Regions from separate parts of the Homo sapiens genome. Here region 1 is linked to region 2. A link is a contact called in ENCODE Hi-C or POLR2A ChIA-PET data. All regions are on one chromosome and are shown on one strand. Each heading gives the region's core, a stretch centred on a gene start or an enhancer-like site at or near the end of the contact. The rest is flanking DNA. Distances are from core to core; before and after follow the strand shown. Region 1 overlaps ERI3 (ERI1 exoribonuclease family member 3). Region 2 overlaps ERI3 (ERI1 exoribonuclease family member 3).

What was found. Hi-C counts contacts between places; a loop is a spot of excess contacts on that map. ChIA-PET counts read pairs that join two places held with the same protein, here RNA polymerase II (POLR2A). Pooled maps may share reads with other maps.
Region 1: a map of PC-3 shows a loop between it and region 2 (4-fold over the local background). The contact joins two enhancer-like sites. A Hi-C loop is called at or near these places in 2 of 168 maps with a recorded cell type or tissue (HepG2 and PC-3), 1 of 37 single-sample maps with no recorded cell type and 1 of 50 pooled maps. POLR2A ChIA-PET finds 5 or more read pairs at or near these places in 9 of 52 experiments (A673, GM12878, H1 and 5 more).

What each region holds. Positions count from the first base shown.
Region 1 is chr1:44,326,115-44,331,275 of GRCh38, forward strand. The region is part of intron 3 of ERI3 (ERI1 exoribonuclease family member 3); the gene reads right to left. Among named protein-coding and RNA genes, the nearest start is that of ERI3, 27 kb to the right of the region's middle. Within about 2 kb of position 1,822, at least 12 of the 41 ENCODE cell types and tissues checked have a DNase peak (open chromatin) inside an H3K27ac peak, as active enhancers do; they include PC-3, where a contact is called at or near this core.
Region 2 is chr1:44,281,449-44,286,520 of GRCh38, forward strand. ERI3 (ERI1 exoribonuclease family member 3) reads right to left here. Exons shown (of 9, transcript NM_024066.3): 7 at 3,387-3,459. Among named protein-coding and RNA genes, the nearest start is that of SNORA110, 31 kb to the left of the region's middle. Within about 2 kb of position 2,148, at least 4 of the 41 ENCODE cell types and tissues checked have a DNase peak (open chromatin) inside an H3K27ac peak, as active enhancers do; they include PC-3, where a contact is called at or near this core.

The DNA of each region.
Region 1 (5,161 bases), core at 572-3,071, 44 kb after region 2:
CAACTAATCTATTCCTTCAACCCTCGGAAGAAAATTCCAAAAAGTGTGTGTCCCTGCACTGAAAGGTTTGATAAAATCTAAAAGCAACACATACCACAAGGTAGAAAATGCAGTCCCTGGAAAACATGTGGGTTTTACCCAAATATTTAGTTTTGGATAAAAGTCTCATGCAAAGACGGGCCCTTTCTCCAAGGATCAAGAAGCCTCCTGGCCACAGGGAAGAGGGTAAGTTGGATGGGAGAAGTGAGGGCTACACTGGGCAATGGGGTATGGTTTGCAATAACAGTTTCTCCCTTGGAAAAAAAAAAGACATTTTATGCACAAGGAGCTTATTTCTTAAACAAACACTCGTGGTTTTGATTTACACCACAGTCTGCTCCTAAATAATTTATGGCGGGTTAAATTTATTGCCAAGCCCTGGCTGGCTGCAAATTCGAATTGCCAAATAATTAGATTTTAGGGCAAAGCTTATAAATTACCCGTCGATTTGTCCGGACTTGTTTGTCAGTTGCTTTGTGCTTCGGGTCATCTTTGGCATTTGGCTGTTTGGGTTTTAATTGCTGATTTACACTTTGACAGATGAGAGCTGATGCTCGAAGTTTCAGGACAAGGAAGGGTAAAAAATCGGAGCTTTAAAAGGCTGATTTTTCACCTACATGTCCCCCTCTCCCCATCTCCATAGACCCCAAAGCAATTAAAATATAGAAAAGAGGCTGAAAATAGACACTGCTATTCTTTATTTGAGGAGAGTATGGGTGCAAAGTGAATTATAATTTACCCTTATTGAAATCTGAATTTTTCAAAAACATAATACCAATAAATGAAGGAGACCAAGTCTTAGAAACCACATCCTCACCTGAGGTGTGCACACCTGTGTCTCCCTCTGTATGTACATGACTCAGAAACAGCCACAGTTCAAACATTTTTACATATTCAATTGTAAATAACTTCAGATATTAGTGGCTTCTGTGAAGCTGACCCTTCAAGGGCACCAAACAACCAAATGATTTGTTTGTAGCTACCTGTAGACACACATTTGTCATGAAATTAATTTAAACAAATCTCAGGTTATGTGCTAGAGAGGTCCCCTGGAGGCATCACTAAGGAAGGGCCTAGAAATGGAAGGGTGCCAAGCCCAAAAAAATCTCTCTGGATAGTACTCTGGTTCTATCAGTATGTTGATAAGAGGGCCTGATCTCTCTGTGTTTCCCAGAGAAGCAGGGCCTGCCTCCCAGTCACCTGCTGTATCTCAACAGCTTATTAGGAGGTTGTGGATCAGAATAATACTAGTACTAGTTCTACTAATAAGAGCTAATACCTATAAGCCATTACATATCAAACACTGTTTTGAGCACTTAATATGTTTAACTCAGTTTATCCTCCCATCAGTCCTATAAGATTGGTACTATTATTAACCCCACTTTGCCAATAAGGCAACTGAGGCATAAAGAGTGCAAGCAACTTGCCCAAGGTCAGACTACCAGTAGGTAGTCAAGACTCAAATCCAGACAGTCCAGTTTTGGAATCTATGCTTTTAACTACTATGCTCTACTGATTCTCATCAGAACAGCGTCTACCTCAGCTTCCCTCACTTTGAAGGTCCAGAGTCCACATTCTGGGACTTGGGCACATGCAGCCAAAGCCTGTTCCATCAGTCACCCAACAAAGTGGAGGAAAGGCATGTGTCTTGCTCAGGATCACAAGATGAATCAGAGGCTTGGTTAGACAAAGACCATTTTTCAAACCAATTCAAATATTGCCTTAAGATACACTAGCTGGGGGTGAAGAAATGGCGGTGAGTAACAAGTGATCAAGACAGGACCAGGCCCACTCAGGCAGACTGAGAATTCTGGTCAGACTACTTGGCCAGGAGCCAGGGAAGCTGGCTGGGCTACAGGAGGCCTTGCTCAATAATCCCCATCCATAGCCCCAGGGACTGCTGATCTCTTCACAGAATACTGCATGCCTGTGGGGTGGTTCATAGATTCCCTGTTCTCTGCCCACAAATGATGGCCAGCAGCCAGGAAGGTAAACAGTTGTGCTGGCATGACAATAGATTTTTAAAAATTCACTGACTAGTAAGCAAGCAATACACAAACGGATACCCGCCCCCCACCCCCGCAATGCACTGAACACATTTCTCACACACTGTCCCATATGATCCCACATCTCCGTAAGCAGGCAGGAATCACTCCCCTGTTTTGCAGATGAGAAAGCTAAGAGGGTCAGCTGTTGTCAAACCAGTCCCATCACTTGAGAACTTGTTAGAAATGCAAATTTCTGGCCTCCACCCTTGCCTTTCAGAATCAGAAGCCCTGGGGATGGGGCCAACAGCCTTGGTTTTAACAGCCCTCCAGGTGACTCTGACGCTCGCTGAAGTCTGAAGTTTGAGAACCGCTGGTCCAGACTACAGCAGTGTTTCTCAGACTTCAAATGACCTGAGGAATGTGTCAGATTGCAGGTTCTATTTCAGTATATTTAGTATATTCAGATTATATTTCAGTATATTCTATTTCAGTAGGGCCGGCATGACATTCTGCATTTCTAACAAGCTCCCAGGTGATGAGGATGCTGCTGGTTCTCAGACCACAATTTAAACAGCAAAGGTGTAGTCTAGAACATTTATGTGACTAACTCCTTATCGCTGAGGTACTGACCAAATGAGAATCAGAGCCCATGGCTCTCAGCTCCCTTCTCAGAGCAAACCCTTACTTGACCCACTTTAAGCACCCGAGTCAAGCCCTCTAAGTCTGCTAACCATCGCTAGCTCTTATCACCAGACATTTCATCCTCCTTGCTGCCAAGAGCTAGGGCAGAAAAACAGGCCTGTCACATCCAAGAACTTCACAGAGTAGACTGGCACATCTCTGTCAGGGAGCTAGCAAAAAGTCTTCTTGTCATGGCAGTGCCTGCTTCCTTTAGGAATACTGTCAAGACCAGGGCATCAGCTACCCTCAGAGTGCTCAGCACACTATTGTCTCAGCCCTCCAGAAAAAAACCTTCCTCTGTCCAGATGAACCAAAAAGCAGGACTGGGTACCTCTCCTATGAGAAGACCGCTCATTACAGACACAAGCCAGGAGCTTATCTGGTCTATCTAACTGCCTCTGGTCCTGAGAAAGGCCTCTCCAACCCTGGCCACAAATTTGGAGCAGGATCACAGAATTCCTGCATATCCTAAGGCACCTACTTGGGGACTCCTTGCTATCCTCACCAGCCACCACATTCAACACCATCAACCATGAATTTCCTTTCAGGTCTGCCCCCGACATTGTTTCTCTAGTCACATTACCTTTCCAGTGAAAGTAGACCTGATCAAAATGCCATGTTTCATCTCACTCATCAGCCCTACCCACCCATCTGTAACTACCAATCCCGTTCAGTTGACCAGCTGGCCTTTAAAATGCCGCTAGTGTTGTGAACAACGCAGACATGTCCCTGCATTTCCAGACAATGCAATCTCAAATCATGGCTCTCAGTTTTATCACACTTTTAGAGAGCAAGATTCCAAGCTTTCTAGCCAGTTATTATCCTATCTACCTAACCATCACTACCTACCTCCTCTAGGCCAATGGCCAAACAATGCATCAAATAGGTCCTAGAGGAATAACTACCCACATTACCACTAAGGAACTCAACTATAACAGCTCTGCCTGTTATGTTCTCCCTGATACGGATCTTCTACTCAGAGTACCCCATTTACAACAACTATAGATTCCATGCGCCACTCCTTAACAAACCTCAGTACCACTGACTCCTCAGTAGGCCACTAGTCTCCAAAAGAGTTATGAGCTACATAAGAACATGGTTCTCAAGCCTGTTTCCTTCCTAGCACACCTAAGGGTTACAACATGTAACTTCTCCCCATTCTCACCATCGCCAACCAACTAACATCCTAGTCCAACCCACTAGCATCTCTCTCAAGTACTGCATCCGTACCAGTCTCCCAACATACATTTTTAACCTCTTGGAACAACTTCCTTTCCATTCCCATGGACTCTGGCTTATAACATCTATTTCTGTTTCTTCTTTTCCACTCAGTAATACATTCAAATTTCCTTTTCCGGCTCCCCAACTGTACCCCCATTGTAGAGTATGAACACTCCTTTACTTTCAGCAACGTCGGCATCTCCAAATAAGTGCCTCTGCCAGCACCTAACCCTCAGATCAGCCCTTGGCTGGAATGGCCTTCCAGGACTAGACACTGACTATACACTACAACAGAAGTAGAGCCACTTGTGTATCAGACCTGTTTTGCCACCCACAGGCCTTCCAGATCTCCTTACTGGCCAACTACATGCAGGGACAGGACCCAAACAGCAGCCTATCCCAAGGCACCTCTACATCCAAATAAAAGCTGCCCTGATGTTTGTCTCTCCCTCCAGATTTCTTCTTTCTGATTTACTTCCTTTCTGACTCTCCCAACACCTAACAGGGTTTTGTCCGTGGCAGGAGCATCAATACATATAAACGCTTTTCTGCCTGTGCCAGCCTGTTCACCCTTCTGCTGCAGACCTGCCAGCCTTTGCTGGGGGTGGGGGTAGCTGGTGTCAATGTGGGTACACTCTTGTTTCAGGCTTTTAGGCTATGGCTCAATTTTCACAGCTAGAGCTCAAAACTCATCACATAAATGTAAGAATGTGGGGGTTTTTTAAGTATCGTGAACACCCAGGATAAGAGGATAAAAAATAATCATCCCAATGGCATCTTAATCAAAATGATGCAAGATCCTTTTTCCCAATGAGATACAGAGATGCAGAAAGGGTCTCCTGATATCAGTTTCCTCATGTCAAACAATGGAGATCAGTCTACAAAAGAAATATAATCAAGAGGGGAGAGGAAAAGCAGGGCAGGATGGAGGTAGGGAGAAGTGAAGCCTATGGACTTAACCTAAACACTCTTGGATTTCACTTCCCCCACTGTCCCCGCTTTCCAACCTGCTGGCTTTGCTTTCTATGGCTGTACCTGTTGCCAATGCTCAGAGGAAGCTCAGCCTCCACCCCCATGCCCTCCAGTCGCTTCTGATCCCACCAATCTCCACATTACCCAGACCTTCCTGCCTCTTCATCAGTCATTCCTTCCACACTAATCTCAATGTTAGTCAGCCAGCTATTTATCTTTTTGAAGGGTCTAAACCTCCCTGGTCTATTGAAGGTAGGTCC
Region 2 (5,072 bases), core at 898-3,397:
ATAATGGTGGGCACTTGTAGTCCCAGCTACTTGGGAGGCTGAAGTGGGAGGATCATCTGAGCCCGGGAGTTCAAGGCTGCAGCGAGCCATGTTTATACTACCGCATTCTAGCCTGGGTGACAGAGTGAGACCCCGTCTCGAAAAAAAAAAAAAATATATATATATATATATAATATATATATTCATTTATCGATGAAGAGATATATATATGTTTACCTGTGTGCATGTTATCTTTATACTTTATGAATATGTATGTATAAACACCTTCATGTCTGGGTATGCCTGCAAATATTTCTGCAGGTGACTGCTTATAGGAATATGTGCATATACATGAAGGCATGTATGGATACAGACATGCAATTTGGAGTATACTCACTTGGGCTGTATGCATTCACATGCATATACATGTGTATATTTATACATGTGCATATGTGTGTGTGTGTGTGTGTGTGTGTGTGTGTGTGTGTGTGTGTGTGTGTATGTATTCTTCAGGCCCCTCAGTGACAGCTCTGATCTCCTGGAGGGAGCTGGGAGCAGGGCCCCAAGTCCTGTCTAAGATGACAGCTCAATAAGAATATAAGATCATTCAATGACATTCCAAATGTCAGCAAACACGGGCCTGCTCCACTCTGCTACAGGGGAAGTAGGTGGCAGCAGGAGATGTGGAAACTTGGCCATTGAAAAGTTCCTATTTCCTGATGCAACCCACACCATTTCTGGAGAAGTAAGGGCAGCTGAAAGACATTTTGCCTCTTCTCAGATTAGAGGTCTTAGGAAATAGGCATGGTGAATTCATGCCCAGTTGCTCACTCACTAGGCAAGTCTCAGGTGACCAAGCAGACCAGGACCTTTCCCACCTTTCTCAAGGAGTAATGCTCTGCTGGGGGAGCAGAGGAGGAAGAGAGAAGAAAGGGAAGGGGGAAACACAAAGTAAGATCAAGGACAGGAGAGGACCCTGTAGAGAACCAGAGCCTGGGTCACACAGGGGACACAAGGCATGGAGTAAGTCTTTTACATAATATTCCTGCAACCTTGGCAATGACCTCTCTGGCTTTGCTTTTATCATTACTCTTTTTAAGCAGGAATCTTAGTGCAGCCTGCACCAAGTCACACAGCATAAAGGTCAGAAAGAGTACCATGCCCCTGGGCCTCCAGACTCAGCAGCCTCTATGTCCTGAATGGCTGTTGGTAAGGACTGAGCTAAAGTCCAGAGTTAAGCCACCTCTCCTGTTGGGCCTTTAAGCACATTTGCAATACAAAGTGGCTGGAGTGCAGAGAGGAAGAGGTTAGACCCCTTATGTCTCCCAGACTTGCTCAGCTTACCTCACACGAGGAAATCACAAGGCCAACTAGCAACAGAGTCCTCAGTTTCGCCTTGTACCTACTATTCCCTTCCTCTTCAGGTCAGCACAGTCTGCAGGGGAACCAAACTGAACAGACTCTGGGCAGCCTGCCTTTACCCCCACCCTTTGGGCCAGCAGCACCAAGGTGGCCCTGAGTGACAACGTTACCACATGGGTCGGCTGCTTTCCTGCCTTTCTGCCAAGGAACCTGGAGGCAGGGAGCTATCCATACACCAAAAAGTCTAGTGAACTTCACAGGGTAATTGTTCATGGTCAGCGCCTGCCTCGCCTGGCCGGGCCTTCACATTGCATTTGCTGAGGCCAGCAAGCAGCCTCAGATGTGCTCTGACAGCTGGTATGCTATGTTCCAGGGGTCCATGCCTAGCCCCACCACATGCCTAGCTCTGCCTTGGGGGACCTCTATGGAACTAGTTCTCAAAGATGAATCCGTCAGCCAGCAATTACTCACTGAGCACATACTCTATACCCAGCCCTGGCCTAGCCACTGGAGACACAGAGAGGAACCAGACTTCATCTCTGTGATCCAGATGGCCATGTCTGGAAGGAAATACACATGGATTCAGTTTCAACTGAGATAAGTGATTTCCCAAGTGCCAAGGAACCTCAAGGCAAGAGACTGACTGCTGGGCTTCTCAGCAGAAGTGATACCTGAGGTGAATCTTCCAGGGCAGGGAATATGTCTGATGAAGATGACTGAGGGACATTTCAGACAGAAGGCAAGCCATAGAGCAAGGCCCAAAGCCAGGGGAGTGCGTAGCTTTTTCAGCACAAGAGGAGTAGTAAGCAGCAGCTGCCCAGTTTCATGGGAGATCAGCAGGAGAGGGGGTATGAGTCAAACTGCAAACAAACCAAGTGCAAAGCACCTGTCCACCAGTGGAAAGCAAACAACTTCACAAATGATGCCACAAAGCATGGAACTAAGTCCAAGGTCATTGTCAGTGTGGCACAAATACTTATAAAGCTTTCTCTTCCACTGCTCCTCCACATGTTTGCTTAGCTCCAGCCCCCACACACACCAAAAGCATGCTGCCCTCCCTGCTGAGAAAGCATTCTCTCCTCCTCCTATCCATATCCCACCTTCCTTGAATGCCCAGGTCAAGACTCAAATCCTCGCCATACCTAGCCTCACCCCCCTTGACCTCTCTCTTCTCTAAGCCCCCTGGGAGCCACTACCTTGACCCCCGGTGTGTTCTCCTTTCTCTGAGCTTCCTCTGACTGGTAGCATGAGGTTCCTGAGGCTGTTCCAGGACTGCTGCCCTTAGGTCAGAATGATTTATGGGGGTGAGTCTCCCTAGTGGACTGGGCCTCCTGGAGCAAGGATTCCTCTAGAGCAGGGATACTCTGCTAGGAAAGTACAGTTTTCTAAGTGATTCATTCTCTGCCAGGGCTCACTATCGTAGCCACACATGGTCCTTGCCGGTCCATAGCCTGAGCACCAACTCCCCAGGTGCTTGATTCTACATAAGTTCCAGTCTCTGCCCTCATGCCCAAAGGGAATTGGACTCTAGTTTCCATGGCTCTTCCTCACATGAGCCAGGCTCTCCTGGAGCAAGGCAGGAACAAAGCCAACTTAAGTGTACTCTGCCTCCCAACCAGAGTGATATATCAGGGCCAGTTAGGAGGGTCAGAGACCACATTGATGATGATAACAAAGGAGAATACTTTCCCAGAGGCTCAGCTAGTGCCATGTCTCTCCTAGAGACAAGCCAGCTCTGCCCACAGATTCAGCTCTGAGCAAGAGCCCCCCAAAATCTCCTTAACTGGGACTTCTCTGCCTGTCTGGGGGACACCAACTAGGGCAGTGTCATAATCTGCCCAGCAGCTGGATCCCCAAGCAGCTCTCCACAGTCAGAAATAACCACATTTCAGTGCATATTAGCTAAGGAAAAGGATGAAGTTAAGAAAAGAGAAGAACAAAAAGAAAAAGAGGGAGAACAGATATAAGAAAAGAAAGCAAAGGACGGGAGCTCTGAGGCACAAGAGCACCAGGGGAAGCACCCAGTTGGGGCTCAGACACAGTACCTTTTTCAGATTAATCCACTGCTTGAAGTAATCCGCCACTGGCAAGCCCAAGTACTGGCACTGGCCTGGGAGCCTACAAAAAAAAGGGAAGAGAGAACAAGTTGGGCGCATCCATGTCCCAGGTATGAAGTCTTAAGATGGGAAGTCCAACAGAGCATACAAGACAAACAGACCTCAAAAGGTCAACCCATTAGCCATGGGTCCCACCCCACCAAAGAAAGGGAACCCCACCTCCAGCACCATGGACACTGGGCTCCAGCTCTAGCCCTCAGATCCAAGTGTGAGAGCCCAAAAATTCTTTCCAAAATAATAGCAGCAGGCCACTATTTCCTAATGGCTTACAGTATGCCAAGTACCTTATATTTTCACATTTAATCTTCAAAGCAATGCTGAGACACAGGTACTGTTGTCTACATTTTACAGACGAGAAAATGAGATGTAGAGAGGTTACCCAAGGTCCCACAGCTAAAACATGATAGTGCCAAGAACTGAACCCAGTTCTGTCTGACTCCAAAGCGTATGTTCTTTCTATGCACTGGTTTGTTATTTTGTTACAGCAGAGAGGCAGACAGACAAGATAGGAGGAGAGAAAGGCAGAGTATATGACTTAGAGATAGATGAGCAGGGGTTTCAGCTCACATTTAAGCCTCTGGCTACAGGTTTGTTTCAGATAGAGAAGAGGCCAGGTAGAAGGATAAGAAGAGGTCAGAATTCAAATCAAGGGTCTGTTCTTGTTTTTTTTCTTTAAATTAGAATTTATCAACTATCTCCCCCTCTAGCTGGTGATGGTTTTACTCAGACAAATCCATTCAAACAAACATGCACTGATGCTTAACAAGGGTCAGGAACTTACGAGTCAAAAAGTAAGATGTAACTCTTGACCGTAAAGGGCTCAGTTTGTTCAGAGGTATGGGCAATGAAAGAAAGACAAAAAAAGCCTTAAGTTGGAGTATGGGGGCATATGCAAGGATGGAGGAAGACAATACTGGAAGTATCAGCCAGGAAAGATCACAGTCTTATTCCTAAGAGAAGAGCTTTGCTACAGGCAATGGAGAGCCTCTGATGAGTTGTGATTTACCAAGATTGTTCTGGATGCAGCAAAAATAATAGACTAAAAGAGCAGGGTAGAAGCCAGTAGAGAGAAACAGTAGTGGAAAAAATGGTGATCAAGGAACAAACATTAAGATGTAAAGGAGGCCCCAGTGACTAAATGAAATGTGGGACCCAGTGAGAAAGCAGTAGACCTCTGCTTGGCTAGCTTCATGCTACTCACTAAGATAGATCCAAAGAAGTAAGCAGTGGCATGGAGAGCCTATGTGACATCTGGAGCAGGCCAGCATTTGGTCAATTTTATTATTGTTTTAAAATGCTCTACCTGTAGCATACCCACTTTCTGCCCAAACTGTGGGAGAACTGCTCCCCTGCCCCATCTTTAGTACGCCACTAGAAGGAAGCATGAGTTTGGGAATGCAGTTTTAGACACATGCTTGATACGCAATAAGCACTCGATGTCTGCTGAGTTTGAGGTGCCTAGTTTGAGGCACCTAGGAGATATCTGGCAGTGGAATGGTGTCTCAGAGGCAACTGGATATCTAGTTTTGAAGAGAGGTCTGGAATAAGACCATGGATTGCCAAATCATTAATATAATTATTAATGTAATCATTAACCTAAGTAAAATTAAAGCC